Linked DNA regions of Homo sapiens: region 2 is linked to region 1. A link is an interaction called in ENCODE POLR2A ChIA-PET data of the cell type or tissue named here. Cell type or tissue: GM12878. All regions are shown on one strand. Links, peaks and the distances in the headings refer to the core of each region. The heading gives the core; the rest is flanking DNA. Region 1 overlaps GOLGA4 (golgin A4). Region 2 overlaps GOLGA4 (golgin A4).

Region 1 (5,188 bases), core at 189-5,188:
CAGCCACTCAGTCTGCTGCTTTTCACTGACCCTGCAGCATCTCCATTGCATACTCACCCTTGATGTCTAGGAAGTGGGCTCATTTTGTAGGCAATACTTGCCCTGGCACCTTTCTGCTTGTCCAGGTTTATCTTATGCCATGTCCTGAACGTAATCCAGCCTCTGCTTATATCACAGTTTAATTACACTAGTGTGTGGCTTTTGCATTTGGTTTCCCCAGTTTTTCCATACTAAACATAGTCCCGTAATGAACATATTTGTGTGTATGTCCCAGAGTGTACGTTTTTTTAAAGGCCCTGTCTGATCCTTTCCTTAGCAGTATTTGAAATGTACAACCTATTTTGAAAACTAACTGATGTTTAGACTTGTTAGCTTTTTTGCTCTGATTTAGATAGTAAAACAGTCATACTTCTTACTCATAGTTCTAAACCATGCTTAATTTTTCCATCACTAACACTTGCAAAAGGTTCCATGGTGGGTGAAATGGACACTTAGGAGGCCTAGATCTTCCACTTGTTAGATTTTTAAATTAATTGTACTTTAATTTCGTCACCTGTCACATGAAGAGATTAGATTCAGTAATTCCTTAGGACCCTAGGACCTTTCCAGCTCTGACATTCTGTGGCTCTGCCTTATTTAACTCCTTCAGAGTCAAAATTACATTTTCATGAGATAATAATAATCTTTGTTAAAATTCATATAAGTTCCTTCTTTATGAAAAAAAAAAGAACCTTCCAAATGATAATTTTGAAGGTGGAAAAATCATACATTCTTTTTCTTCTAAAATTATGAGAATAATAAAATACTATGTAGGCCTTAAAAATTGGAAAAAACCCCAATCTTCCTACCAGAAGTTACTGTTATGAATTTTATGGTTTATTTCTTTTTACTATCCAGTTAAAGTATTATTGAAAATGTAGGTAGCTGAAAAGGTTCCCCAAGTAAATAGAAAGAATCTGAAAGTATGAGTTGGGTTAAACATGTAATCTTTTCTTTCCTTTTGTCTTTTTTTTTTTTTTTTTTTTTTTCCAAGACAGAGGAGTCTCGCTTTGTTGCCCAGGCTGGAGTGTAGTGGCATGATCTCGGCTCACTGCAGCCTCTGCCTCCTGGGTTCAAGGGATTCCCCAACCTCAGCCTCCCGAGTAGCTGGGACTACAGCCGCATGCTACCATGCCCGGCTAATTTTTGTATGTTTTGGTAGAGACAGGGCTTTGCCATGTTGGTCAGGCTGGGTCTCAAACTCCCGGCTTCAAGTGATCTGCTCACCTCGGCCTCCCAAACTGTTGGACTGTGCCTTGCCATAATCTTTTCTTTGTTATATGATTCCTTTAGTAATTGAGCATAGATTCTTTGTCTTTTCTAGTGTTTGGTATGATAATTTTGATCTTCAGGTAGGTGGTAGACATCATGTCTGTGTATCATTGTTAGTAGACAAGTACGTACTTTAATAAAAATGCATCTGTTTTTAATTAACAGAGAATTCTTGAATTGGAAAGTTCTTTGGAAAAAAGCTTACAAGAAAACAAAAATCAGTCAAAAGATTTGGCTGTTCATCTGGAAGCTGAAAAAAATAAGCACAATAAGGAGATTACAGTCATGGTTGAAAAACACAAGACAGAATTGGAAAGCCTTAAGCATCAGCAGGATGCCCTTTGGACTGAAAAACTCCAAGTCTTAAAGCAACAATATCAGACTGAAATGGAAAAACTTAGGGAAAAGTGTGAACAAGAAAAAGAAACATTGTTGAAAGACAAAGAGATTATCTTCCAGGCCCACATAGAAGAAATGAATGAAAAGACTTTAGAAAAGCTTGATGTGAAGCAAACAGAACTAGAATCATTATCTTCTGAACTGTCAGAAGTATTAAAAGCCCGTCACAAACTAGAAGAGGAACTTTCTGTTCTGAAAGATCAAACAGATAAAATGAAGCAGGAATTAGAGGCCAAGATGGATGAACAGAAAAATCATCACCAGCAGCAAGTTGACAGTATCATTAAAGAACACGAGGTATCTATCCAGAGGACTGAGAAGGCATTAAAAGATCAAATTAATCAACTTGAGCTTCTCTTGAAGGAAAGGGACAAGCATTTGAAAGAGCATCAGGCTCATGTAGAAAATTTAGAGGCAGATATTAAAAGGTCTGAAGGGGAACTCCAGCAGGCATCTGCTAAGCTGGACGTTTTTCAGTCTTACCAGAGTGCCACACATGAGCAGACAAAAGCATATGAGGAACAGTTGGCCCAATTGCAGCAGAAGTTGTTGGATTTGGAAACAGAAAGAATTCTTCTTACCAAACAGGTTGCTGAAGTTGAAGCACAAAAGAAAGATGTTTGTACTGAGTTAGATGCTCACAAAATCCAGGTGCAGGACTTAATGCAGCAACTTGAAAAACAAAATAGTGAAATGGAGCAAAAAGTAAAATCTTTAACCCAAGTCTATGAGTCCAAACTTGAAGATGGTAACAAAGAACAGGAACAGACAAAGCAAATCTTGGTGGAAAAGGAAAATATGATTTTACAAATGAGAGAAGGACAGAAGAAAGAAATTGAGATACTCACACAGAAATTGTCAGCCAAGGAGGACAGTATTCATATTTTGAATGAGGAATATGAAACCAAATTTAAAAACCAAGAAAAAAAGATGGAAAAAGTTAAGCAGAAAGCAAAGGAGATGCAAGAAACGTTAAAGAAAAAATTACTGGATCAGGAAGCCAAACTTAAGAAAGAGCTTGAAAATACTGCTCTAGAGCTTAGTCAGAAAGAAAAACAGTTTAATGCCAAAATGCTGGAAATGGCACAGGCTAACTCAGCTGGAATCAGTGATGCAGTGTCAAGACTGGAAACAAACCAAAAAGAACAAATAGAAAGTCTTACTGAGGTTCATCGACGAGAACTCAATGATGTCATATCAATCTGGGAAAAGAAACTTAATCAGCAAGCTGAAGAACTTCAGGAAATACATGAAATCCAATTACAGGAAAAAGAACAAGAGGTAGCAGAACTGAAACAAAAGATCCTCCTATTTGGGTGTGAAAAAGAAGAGATGAACAAGGAAATAACATGGCTGAAGGAAGAAGGTGTTAAGCAGGATACAACATTAAATGAATTACAGGAACAGTTAAAGCAGAAGTCTGCCCATGTGAATTCTCTTGCACAAGATGAAACTAAACTGAAAGCTCATCTTGAAAAGCTAGAGGTTGACTTGAATAAGTCTCTGAAGGAAAATACTTTTCTTCAAGAGCAGCTAGTTGAACTGAAGATGCTGGCAGAAGAAGATAAGCGGAAGGTTTCTGAGTTGACTAGCAAGTTGAAAACCACAGATGAAGAATTCCAGAGTTTGAAATCTTCACATGAAAAAAGTAACAAAAGCCTAGAGGACAAGAGCTTGGAATTTAAAAAACTGTCTGAGGAACTAGCGATTCAGCTAGATATTTGCTGTAAGAAAACCGAAGCCTTATTAGAAGCTAAAACAAATGAGCTAATCAACATTAGTAGTAGTAAAACTAATGCCATTCTTTCTAGGATTTCTCATTGTCAGCACCGTACAACTAAAGTTAAGGAGGCACTGTTAATTAAAACTTGCACAGTTTCTGAATTAGAAGCACAACTTAGACAGTTGACAGAGGAGCAAAATACACTAAATATTTCTTTTCAACAGGCTACTCATCAGTTAGAAGAAAAAGAAAATCAAATTAAGAGCATGAAGGCTGATATTGAAAGTCTTGTAACAGAAAAAGAAGCCTTACAGAAGGAAGGAGGCAATCAGCAACAGGCTGCTTCTGAAAAGGAGTCTTGTATAACACAGTTGAAGAAAGAGTTATCTGAAAACATCAATGCTGTCACATTGATGAAAGAAGAGCTTAAAGAAAAAAAAGTTGAGATTAGCAGTCTTAGTAAACAACTAACTGATTTGAATGTTCAGCTTCAAAATAGCATCAGCCTATCCGAAAAAGAAGCAGCCATTTCATCACTAAGAAAGCAGTATGATGAAGAAAAATGTGAATTGCTGGATCAGGTGCAAGATTTATCTTTTAAAGTTGACACTCTGAGTAAAGAGAAAATTTCTGCTCTTGAGCAGGTAGATGACTGGTCCAATAAATTCTCAGAATGGAAGAAGAAAGCACAGTCAAGATTTACACAGCATCAAAACACTGTTAAAGAATTGCAGATCCAGCTTGAGTTAAAATCAAAGGAAGCTTATGAAAAGGATGAGCAGATAAATTTATTGAAGGAAGAGCTTGATCAGCAAAATAAAAGATTTGATTGTTTAAAGGGTGAAATGGAAGACGACAAGAGCAAGATGGAGAAAAAGGAGTCTAATTTAGAAACAGAGTTAAAGTCTCAAACAGCAAGAATTATGGAATTAGAGGACCATATTACCCAGAAAACTATTGAAATAGAGTCCTTAAATGAAGTTCTTAAAAATTACAATCAACAAAAGGATATTGAACACAAAGAATTGGTTCAGAAACTTCAACATTTTCAAGAGTTAGGAGAAGAAAAGGACAACAGGGTTAAAGAAGCTGAAGAAAAAATCTTAACACTTGAAAACCAAGTTTATTCCATGAAAGCTGAACTTGAAACTAAGAAGAAAGAATTAGAACATGTGAATTTAAGTGTGAAAAGCAAAGAGGAGGAGTTAAAGGCATTGGAAGATAGGCTTGAGTCAGAAAGTGCTGCAAAATTAGCAGAGTTGAAGAGAAAAGCTGAACAAAAAATTGCTGCCATTAAGAAGCAGTTGTTATCTCAAATGGAAGAGAAAGAAGAACAGTATAAAAAAGGTACAGAAAGCCATTTGAGTGAGCTAAATACAAAATTGCAGGAAAGAGAAAGGGAAGTTCACATCTTGGAAGAAAAACTTAAGTCAGTGGAAAGTTCACAGTCAGAAACATTAATTGTACCCAGATCAGCAAAAAATGTGGCAGCATATACTGAACAAGAAGAAGCAGATTCCCAAGGCTGTGTGCAGAAGACATATGAAGAAAAAATCAGTGTTTTACAAAGAAACTTAACTGAAAAAGAAAAGCTATTGCAGAGGGTAGGGCAGGAAAAAGAAGAGACAGTTTCTTCTCATTTTGAAATGCGATGCCAATACCAGGAGCGCTTAATAAAGCTAGAACATGCTGAGGCAAAGCAACATGAAGATCAAAGTATGATAGGTCATCTTCAAGAGGAGCTTGAAGAAAAAA
Region 2 (5,530 bases), core at 277-5,276, 50 kb before region 1:
CATGAAACCCGTCCCTGGTGCCAAAAAGGTTGGAGACCACTACTCTAAAAGATAAAGATGGTTGGGCATGGTGGCTCACACTTGTAATCCCAGCATTTTGGGAAGCTGAGGAGGGCAGATCACCTGAGACCAGCCTGGGCAACATGGGGAAACCCTGTTTCTACAAAAAGTACAAAAATTAGCTGGACCTGGTAATGCACACCTGTAGTCCCAGCTACTGAGGAGGCTGAGGTGAGAGGATCCCTTGAGACTGGGAGCTTGAGGCTGTAGTCAGCTGTGAGCATGTCATTGCACTCCATCTTGGGCAATGGAGCAAGACCCTGTCTCAGAAAAAAAGGATTAAAAAATTTTAGCCACAATATTATTTATCACACCTAAAAATTAATAATTTCCTACCATCAAACTACTTAATCAATGTTCAAAAAGTAGAAAACACGTTTGCAAAACTGAGCACCTTTTTCACTTAAGAATAAGTTAGGTCAGATATTTGCCTTTCCTTGGTCAGCTCTAGACCAAGGGGAAATGCAAGATGTAACTACTGAAACATAGTGGTTGGCATTTGGTGGAATATTTTTGTTTAAAACATGGAAGTTATTTTATCATGAGTTACTTCTATAGTTCTAACTAATTTTAGTTAGACAATGTATTATAAATGCAGTGTAGAATTTTGAACCTCAAAGAATCTCATCTAGTATCATGAAATCTATGCCAGTATGATGTAATCAGTAGAATGTTGCTTAACTGGGAGCCTTTGGCATACCAACAGAACAGAACAAAACAAAAATCTTTCGCGTGTGGAAGAAGAGGTTTTTAAGTTCTTCTGAAAATTATCATTTCATTTAGATTGCTAACTTCAAATGAATGAGACATTACCGTTTCTTGCTATCAAGATATTTTTCAGAGCTTAGCCCAAATAATTTTGAGTATTATTTTATTGTAGGAAAAAATTGAAATTACTTCCTTTTCTGGATAGTTTTCTGTTTGAGTGAGATTTGTGCATTGATTCCCTGATGTTGATTTTTGTTATGGGGGAAAAACTGGGGACATAATGGGAAGAGGTATGTGACTAGCTTGAAATAGGTTTTTCTACATACTAATCTTTGCTATTGAGTTCTGTGTATTACAGCAAAATGAATTTTCTAAAATACTTACCATACTACAATAGTTTTGCCTTGCATGAAAACATTCTAATAAATGAACAATTACTAATTTTGTTTAATAGATAAATGTATCTGATAGGTCTTGGCACATGGGCTTTATTCTTAACAGTTTTAAACCTTTAGTTTTTTGTTCTTTTGCTTTACAATGTTTCTTTCTTTTTCTTAGAATGCATCTACTCATGCCTCGAAATCTCCTGACAGTGTTAATGGAAGTGAACCAAGCATTCCTCAGGTCTGTTACTAATTGTTATTTTAGAAAATAACAAGTCATTTCAGAGTGTTGGTCAGTCTGTGTTAATTATTAGCATCTGACTTTACATTGAAATGGTGATGTCCAAATATTCAGTACAGTATATATGGTAAACACAGGTTTGCTCATGGTTTCTTGGAAAAAGTTTTAAATGAAAGCAAGACTGTATTATTTCTCATTTTAAAAATTAATGCAAGGCCAGGCACTGTGGCTCCCGCCTGTCTGTAATCCCAGCACTTTGGGAGGCTGAGGTGGGCGGATCGCTTGAGGCCAAGAGTTCGAGACTAGCTTGGCCAACATGGCAAAACTCTGTCTCTACTAAAAATAGAAAAAGTCAGCCAGGAGTGGCGCATGCCTGAAATCCCAGCTACTTAGTTGGCTGAAGCGTGAGAATCGCTTGAACCCAGGAGGCATACGTTGTCATGAGCTGAGTTTGTGCCACTGCACTCCAGCCTGAGCAACAGAGTGAGGCTCTGTCTCAAAAAAAAAAAAAAAAAGATAATAATAATAATTATGAGAAAGTGAAAACTTTTTGAAAAACTGTGATCTGAGTTTATAGTTATAAAAGATCATGGAGGTAGCCATATTGAGAGACATACTGAGTTATATAAGGTGGAAGGGGAATATGAAGGAATGAGATCTTTTAAAGTATTCTCTACTTTAAAGTGTATTTTACTACTAGAGTTTAGGTTGTCCTTGATTTTAAAAAGTTATTTATAAAGAGGGGCTCAAGTCATTTTTTGTTTGAACCCCTCCAAAAAAGGAAGAAAAAAAAATCATTATGATAGCAGGCTGGGCGCAGTGGCTCATGCCTGTTATCCCAGCACTTTAGGAGGCTGAGGTAGGTGGATCGCTTGAGACCAGGAGTTCGAGACCAGCCCAGCCAACATAGTGAAACCCTGTCTCTACTAAAAAAATACAAAAATTAGCTGGGTGTGGTGGTGTGTGCCTGTAATCCCAGCTATTCAGGGGACTGAGGCATGTGAATTGCTTGAGCCTGGGAGTGGAGGCTGCAGTGAGCTGAGATTGTACCACTGCACTCCAGCTTGGATGACAGAGTGAGACCCTGTCTCAAGGAAAAAAAAAAAATTGTGATAGCAGTGTTGGAGATGAACATTTGCTGACTTTGGTTTTAGTGATGACTATTATCATCATCCTGGTTGTTCTTAGTAGTCCCTAATGTAAAATAGTATTATTTCTAATTCTGTGAACCCAGGGCATGAGTCTAGACAAGTTGATTTATGAGCTGAATGATTTGTGAACTAAATTACATAGACAAAACATTCGGAAGTATTGTCTAACAAATGTTTAGGGCCGGGTGCGGTGGCTCATGCCTGTAATCCCAGCACTTTGGGAGGCCGAGGTGGGTGGATCACAAGGTGAGGGGTTCGAGACCAGCCTAACCAACATGGTGAAACCCCGTCTCTACTAAAAATACAAAAAAAAATTAGCTGGGCGTGGTGGCGGGTACCTGTAATTCCAGCTACTCAGGAGGTTGAGGCAGGAGAATTGCTTGAACCCGGGAGGCGGAGGTTGCAGTGGGCCGAGATCACGCCACTGCACTCCAGCCTGGGCGACAGAGCGAGACTCCGTCTCAAAAAAAAAAAAAAAAAAAAAAAAAAGAAAAAAAAAACCCCAAAAAAACAAATGTTTAAATGAGCTTCCCAAACTCTGTGGACAGGTGTCTTGTGAGCTTAGATCCTCATAACTGTCAGTGAGGCTGGTCAGGTTGTGGGAACAGCCCAAGTCCCTGGGTCTGTTGACTCTAGTCTTGAGCAGCCACTCCAGTTAATCCCAAATTCTCTAGAAATACATAATTTTCTATAAGTGCCATGAAGTAGGGGTAAAATATTGGGAGGCATCAGTCTAAACAGCACTGTACAGAACATATCCAGTGATCTTTAAAGAATATCATTGGCCGCGGGCTTCGTTTGTGAGGAAGGGGGCCTAGGCCCGGGCCTGCGGTGGTGGGGGTTGCTGCGCGCCGGGGGTCGCTCCTGCTGTGTCTTCCGCTCCAGCTTCGCCCACTTCCCCTTGCCAGCGGGGTGGGCGCGGAGAAGACCTGCCGGAGCCATGGAGGACGAAGTGGTCCGCTTTGCCAAGAAGATGGACAAGATGGTGCAGAAGAAGAACGCGGCTGGAGCATTGGATTTGCTAAAGGAGCTTAAGAATATTCCTATGACCCTGGAATTACTGCAGTCCACAAGAATCGGAATGTCAGTTAATGCTATTCGCAAGCAGAGTACAGATGAGGAAGTTACATCTTTGGCAAAGTCTCTCATCAAATCCTGGAAAAAATTATTAGATGGGCCATCAACTGAGAAAGACCTTGACGAAAAGAAGAAAGAACCTGCAATTACATCGCAGAACAGCCCTGAGGCAAGAGAAGAAAGTACTTCCAGCGGCAATGTAAGCAACAGAAAGGATGAGACAAATGCTCGAGATACTTATGTTTCATCCTTTCCTCGGGCACCAAGCACTTCTGATTCTGTGCAGTTGAAGTGTAGGGAGATGCTTGCTGCAGCTCTTCGAACAGGGGATGACTACATTGCAATTGGAGCTGATGAGGAAGAATTAGGATCTCAAATTGAAGAAGCTATATATCAAGAAATAAGGAATACAGACATGAAATACAAAAATAGAGTACGAAGTAGGATATCAAATCTTAAAGATGCAAAAAATCCAAATTTAAGGAAAAATGTCCTCTGTGGGAATATTCCTCCTGACTTATTTGCTAGAATGACAGCAGAGGAAATGGCTAGTGATGAGCTGAAAGAGATGTGGAAAAACTTGACCAAAGAAGCCATCAGAGAGCATCAGATGGCCAAGACTGGTGGGACCCAGACTGACTTGTTCACATGTGGCAAATGTAAAAAGAAGAATTGCACTTACACACAGGTACAAACCCGTAGTGCTGATGAACCAGTGACAACATTTGTTGTCTGTAATGAATGTGGAAATCGATGGAAGTTCTGTTGAGTTGGAAGAATTGGCAAAATATCTGGACCATTAAGAAAACGGATTTTGTAACTAGCTTTAAACTAGGCCAAGCAACTAGTTTTCCTGCAAATCAAATTTTTAAAGCAACTTGAGTTAGACTTTGTTTTTGACCTAACATCCCTTCCTTAAATGCCTTCTGTAGTTTCAGATCAGTAGGGAGACCATATAATAATTGTATGGTACCTGTTTCAAAACATATTTTTTCTGTTTTTATAAGTAAGTTGATATTAATTAAACTCTTGGCAATATTTCTTCTTTCTTAAAGGAAAATACACCTTAACTTTTTTTCTTTTACACTGTGAAACATACACAGTAGAAATTCTGTTACTCTCTGTTATTAATACATAAATGAAAATACTTTTTTTTCCATATTGGCATGTAGCTACAAATATTAAAGGAGGAGAAAAGGTAATATAATTTTAGGTTTACCAAATATGGTGTGTATTCAAATAATACTTGACCAGCTTATCTAAAATGTACATAATTTTGAGGTAGCTTATGAATTTGATTTTAATTATTATGTTCACAAGCTTGGAATATTAGATATTATTTTGCATCTGTAACTAACCGTGATCATCATCTCTTGTAATTTCTTGTACATGTATATTACTTGTTCTTAATAGATTTTTGGAAACAAGACTTTATTGAGATCAGTTTGGTTTTCCTGTTAATTTACCTGTTTGACTTTATAATGTGTTTTAGTTTTGCAGAAGAACACTGTTGTAGTTTAGAAGGCTTTTCATAAATCCCCTCATAGGCAAAGATGAGAACTTCCCACTATTTTTTTCCCCTCTTAGGAAGACATACTGGAAAGAAAATGTTTAGCATCTTAGTGTAGTATAGCTATTGTAAACAGTTCATGACTAGATTTTGATTCGGAAATCTATACTGACCAAGGATTAATCTTAAGGACTGTATAATTCATTAAAGCGGTGGTCTTTCCATGTGGAGACTGATAGAAAATAATTTTGTCCCAAGTCTTATTTGCTGACTTTTTCTGTCAATGAGTGAGATTGTTGAACAAACTGAATATATGGGCTATAGCAAGTAGCTTTACAGTACAGATCTTACAATTAAGTTTTGCTTTTGTTAAAGTGTGTACCATTTTTTCTGTTTGGAG

Evidence for each region. Peaks named below come from ENCODE experiments on the same cell type or tissue, not always from the same donor. Only the 100,000 strongest peaks of a DNase experiment are listed, where the experiment ranks them.
Region 2: POLR2A ChIA-PET joins it to region 1 with 7 read pairs; 7 of 35 experiments call an interaction of 5 or more read pairs at or near these places.

What each region holds. Positions count from the first base shown.
Region 1 is chr3:37,322,112-37,327,299 of GRCh38, forward strand. It overlaps GOLGA4 (golgin A4), which reads left to right. Exons shown (of 24, transcript NM_002078.5): 14 at 1,477-5,188. Among named protein-coding and RNA genes, the nearest start is that of APRG1, 56 kb to the right of the region's middle. RefSeq lists a silencer at 4,413-4,613. In GM12878, for the core only: no CTCF peak of the experiment used is centred there; no DNase peak of the experiment used is centred there; H3K27ac peaks cover 628 bases.
Region 2 is chr3:37,272,210-37,277,739 of GRCh38, forward strand. All of the region lies in intron 2 of GOLGA4 (golgin A4), which reads left to right. It also overlaps the pseudogene TCEA1P2. Among named protein-coding and RNA genes, the nearest start is that of GOLGA4-AS1, 31 kb to the left of the region's middle. In GM12878, for the core only: no CTCF peak of the experiment used is centred there; no DNase peak of the experiment used is centred there.